Linked DNA regions of Homo sapiens: region 2 is linked to region 1. Evidence: read pairs that join two places in POLR2A ChIA-PET (ENCODE). Cell type or tissue: IMR-90. All regions are shown on one strand.

Region 1 (2,500 bases):
AGGAGAATGGCTTGAACCCAGGAGGTGCAGGTTGCAGTGAGCCAAGATCAGGCCACTGTACTCTGGCCTGGGCAGAGTGGGACTCCACCTCAGAAAAAAAAGTATCTAACTAGAGTATCAGGAAATGATTACCATCCCATACCATAGCCAGATTCAGCTCGTGGCCTATTTTCGCAAATAAAATTTTATTGGCACACAGCCACGTTCATTTGTTTACATGTTATCTCTGGCTGCTTTCCGGCTGCAGAGGCACAGTTCAGTAGTTGCCAAGGAGACTGAAGGGCCCTCAACATCTAAAATACCTCTTATCTGCTCCTTTAAGAAAAGGCTGGCCAACCTCTGATCCAATTCAATTCAGGAGGGATGTGATCAGGGAAGGCTTCCTGGAGGGTGACAACGTAAATTTTCCTTGGTTAATATTGACTCTTGCATTTCAGAGTTATTGAGGAGGATGCTTGGATCGGCAGGTTCGGGTAACAGAAAGGAAATAAGCATTGCCATCGACCTCTATCTGAATCAAATCCTACAGCAGGCATCACAGAACGGTGGCTCATGGGCCCAGAAACAGTCTGCAATCTAATTTGATATGAACCTGTGGTGCTTAAAAAACACCCGAGACAACATTGGATGGCTGGGATACATCATAATAAACCGCCTTTCCGGCTTCTATTAAAAACTCTGACGATCTGGCAACCCTGGGCCCACCCTTCCCATGGAGACCCCTTTTGCTGGGGTACCTGTTCTCCAGATCACCATGAGAACCTTTTCATTCCCCCCTTTACTCTATGTCTACAGCCTCTGCTCTGATGCTATCAAAGGCCTCTCACACATATTCTTGGTTCCCTGCCAACCCAGGCAGACAAGGCAAGCTGAGAAAACTAAAGTTCAGAGAGGTCAAGTGACTTTCCTAGGGATAGCCATCTGGTGAATGATAAAGCTGGACCGGAACCTGAGCCTTTGAGTCTAGCTCACTGTCCCTCTTCAGACATACAAACAGCGGAATGAGTCATTGCTACGATTTTACTAGGGCACTCCATAGTTTGAATAGCTCTTTTTTTTTTTTTTTTTTTTTGAGACAGTGTATTGCCCAGGCTGGAGTGCAGTGGTGCGATCTCGGCTCACTGCAACCTCTGCCTCCCGGGTTCAAGCGATTCTCCTGCCTCAGCCTCCTGAGTAGCTGGGATTACAGGCATGCACCACCATTCCCGGCTAATTTTTGTATTATTAGTAGAGACGGGGTTTCACCGTGTTGGTCAGGCTGGCTCAAACTGCTGATCTCGTGAACAGCTCTTTCACATATACGAGTCCAGATTGGAAAATGCAGACCTTGGATCCACGGAGGCCACGTAAATATTGAGTGGCATATGGTCACCAAAGGACTGACAAGGCAAGAGGCTAAAACTCCAGAAAGATAAGGACTAGAAGTGCATCTAGTCTATCTCAGGAGTCAGAGTGGGCAAATCTACTGAATCCAACAAGCACTGCTTAAGTGCCTGCTGGAATCAAGACAAAGAAAGAGGCCCAGCTCCCCATCTGGGGCTTAGAATGTCACAGGGAGGGTGTTACCTGTAAAGTAACAACGTAAGACCGACTGTGTTTCTGCAAGACTAAAGGGCAGAGACAGCTGAAACTTCGGTGGCCTACATGGCAGATTTAAGGACTTACTCAGGGCACAGGTGGAGACGTGGATTTAAGTGAGTATGAGTGATTTTTTTCGGGGAGTAGATGATGGGTGAACCATGGCCCTTGGATGATGTATTCGTTTCTTGCCAGCTGCCATAACAAAGCACCACTAAATGGCTTAAACAATCAAAATGTATTGCCTCCCATTTCTGGAGCCTAGAAATCTAAGATCAAGGTGTTGGTAGGGTTGGTTCCTTTTGAAGCCTGTGAGAAAGAATGTTCCATGCCCCTCTCCTGGCTTCTGGTGGTCTGCTGGGAATCTTGAATGTTCCTTCGCTTGTAGATACATCATGCCCCTCTCTGCCTTCGCCTTCACAAAGTGTCCTCCCTGTGTGCATGGCTATGTCCAAATGTCCCCGCCCCCCCCCACTGTTTTTTTGTTTTGTTTTGTTTTGTTTTGTTTTTGGCAGAGTCTTGCTCTGTCACCCAGGCTGGAGTGCAGTGGCTCGATCTCGGCTCATTGCAACCTCTACCTCCCAGGTTCAGGTGATTCTCCTGCCTCAGCCTCCTGAGTAGCTGGGATTACAGGTGCATGCCGCCACACCTGGCTAATTAAAATGCCCCCTTTTTATAAGGACACCAGTCATATTAGCTTAGGGACCCCCCCGCTTCTAGTATGACTGCATCTTTGCAAATTACATCTGCAATGACCGTCTTTCCAAACAAGGTCAACTTCCAATGTACTGGAAATCGGGACTTCAACATATGAATCTGGGGGCAGGAGAGGGGACATAATTCAACCCATAACAGATGACATCCTCAAAGTCACTGGGAAGCATGGCAACGGAGGCTGAGATGCTCAAGGCCATCCTCGAGG
Region 2 (2,500 bases), 190 kb before region 1:
ATTGTAGGCACAAGGAAGCTGAGGCTTGGAGAGGTCCCAGTTATAAAGTAGCTGAGCTGAGAATGGAGTGAGTCTGTGATCCCAGAGCCCTGTCATGGTCACCATGCTCAATCAAACTGTCCTCATTTCAAAAAGAGGAAAATCCGTCCCTAGAGGAAATGTGTCAGCTTTCAGCTGCAGGACAGATATAACAATGACATGTGGTCAGAGCTATGTGGGTCTTTATGAACACGGAACTCTTTGAAAGACCAAAACCCAAACAGTGCCCAGCTCCAAAAAAAAAAAAAAAAAAAAAAAAGAATTTAACAATGTAATCAGATTCCCATGGCACAAAACAGAAAATAAGTGGAAAAATCAGAGTGATTAGAGGCAGCAGGAGAAGCTGACTTCAGATGAATGTTAACAAGCCAGGTTTATCGAGAGAGAATATCAAGTATATTTTTGCAGTGCAGGTGTGAAGGCTGAGGATGATGGGGGGTCCCGGAGAGCTCCCCCAGTAGATAGCTGTGCTGTGTTAGTTCTGTTACTCAAATTCCCTATTTCTTAGCAGCATTGTGGGTCAAACGAGGACTATGTAATCCTTGGGCTCCAAAGACATAGCAGAGATGAAGGTGCTTTGCAAGGGTCAACATGCTGTTCCACTGTTGTGGTGCTGGCAAAGATCATGTTAGCAGTGTCCTGCAATAATGATTTGGGAGGAGAAAGCAAGGTGCAGGGGTTTAGAACATGACCTGTGGTCAGGCAGATGTGAATGACCTTGGACCTTTTATGCAATCTCTCCAAGCCTTAGTATTCTGATCTGTAAAATGGGTATGTATAATCACAGAATCCACCCCACATGGACATTCACATCCAGAAGAGAGAGCACAGTGCCTGGCATCTAGCAAATCCTCAATAAATTATACTGTCATAGCCATCATTTCTATGTGGCTGCTCATCCACGATGATCAGGATTTAACCAACAGGCCCAGCTCCAGAGTTCTACCTCAAAGCTGCACTGACTCCCAGGGCTGTGTGTACTCTAGAGCCTGCTGCTTGTAAATAAACATCTACAACCGGAATTTCCCTCTGCAGCGTATGCCCAGACCACAATTAATAACAAATGTGAAGGAGCTGCTTGACTGGAATAGTTACTCTACCAACAAAGCCCTCGATTCTATTTATACTCTGAAAGGGCTGCTTCCGGCTGCTGCAAGGGGCACTTTCTGACTTACTTCCAACTAAGAGGGTTAGTTGGGTCTTGGGAACACAGAGACATGGAAACAAGGTTGTATGCAAATGAGGCTTGGGTTAGGAAGCTCCCAGCTGGAGCCCAGCTTCTATGCTGCCTGGGAAGGTGTGACTGGGATTCAGAGCTGGGGTGTAGAATGCAACCTTGCACTGTGTGGATTTAGGAAAGACACCGCCCCTCTCTGATTGTCAGTTCTTCATTTACAAAGTGGGAAGAGAGGTCCATCTCTGACCCCGCTGGGTTCCAGGGTGATTCATGATCACAGATGAGGAAAAGTTTCACAGCGGCAGCAGGCGCGTTGCAGAGGAGCGGGATTCGTCTTACTGGGGGAGAAAACCTGCACGCTCAAGGTTCTTTGTTAGATCTGGGTGGGAGATGCCTTTATCCTAGTGGGAAATTTTAAAAGAGGTTTTCTGGTGATTAAACTTGGGAGCTGTCTGGTGCCCAGAAAGAATCCCCTGCTCTCGATGGGTTTAGAAAAGGCGGTGCTGTGTGGCGACAAGCATACTGGATAAAGAGCAACGAGGTGGATTCAAATTCCTGCTTCTGCTGTGAACCAGCCACGGGGGCCTGGGCAAGTCAATTTCTTTCCTTGGTCCTGTAGAATCTCAAAGACTAGTAACGCTATCAGATGCATGTCAAATACTTATCATGCTTGCGTCAAATACTTCTCATGGTGGCTTGCGTCTGTAATTCCAGCTACCCTGGAGGCTGAGGCAGAAGGACTGCTTGAGTCCAGGAGTTCGAGGCTGCAGTGAGCTACGATGGTGTCACTGCACTCTGGCCTGGGTGACAGAGTGAGACCCTGTCTCTAAAAATAAATAAATCAGAAATAAACAAACACTCATTATGGCCTAAGCACCAGTCAAATGTGATCTCATTATTTAATTGTCCCAAGGTCTCAGGAGGCAGGTGCCATGTTAGCAGTTGGTGCGAGAATGGAAACCACCACTTGGGTGTGCCAGACTCCAAAACCCCTATTTTGGAAAAACCCAAATGAGGGAGATGAAATTTCTGGATATTTCTGGAAATTTCTGAATCATCTGGAATTCTAACCCGATCCAGGAGTTAGCATTGCCACATAGAGAACTGTACTCCCTTGAGAGTCAGGTTGGTTTTCTTTTCTTTCTTTTTTTTTTTTTTTTTTTTTTGAGACAGAGTTTCACTCTTGTCACCTAGGCTGGAGTGCAATGGTGCAATCTTGGCTCACTGCAACATCTGCCTCCCAGGTTCAAGCAATTCTTCTGCCTCAGCCTCCTGAGTAGCTGG

The links. ChIA-PET counts read pairs that join two places held together with the same protein. Peaks named below come from ENCODE experiments on the same cell type or tissue, not always from the same donor. Only the 100,000 strongest peaks of a DNase experiment are listed, where the experiment ranks them.
Region 2: POLR2A ChIA-PET joins it to region 1 with 15 read pairs; 3 of 35 experiments call an interaction of 5 or more read pairs at or near these places.

What each region holds. Positions count from the first base shown.
Region 1 is chr16:17,396,777-17,399,276 of GRCh38, forward strand. The region is part of intron 1 of XYLT1 (xylosyltransferase 1); the gene reads right to left. Among named protein-coding and RNA genes, the nearest start is that of XYLT1, 73 kb to the right of the region's middle. In IMR-90, no CTCF peak of the experiment used is centred here; a DNase peak (open chromatin) is centred at 975.
Region 2 is chr16:17,204,693-17,207,192 of GRCh38, forward strand. All of the region lies in intron 3 of XYLT1 (xylosyltransferase 1), which reads right to left. Among named protein-coding and RNA genes, the nearest start is that of XYLT1, 270 kb to the right of the region's middle. In IMR-90, no CTCF peak of the experiment used is centred here; a DNase peak (open chromatin) is centred at 1,049.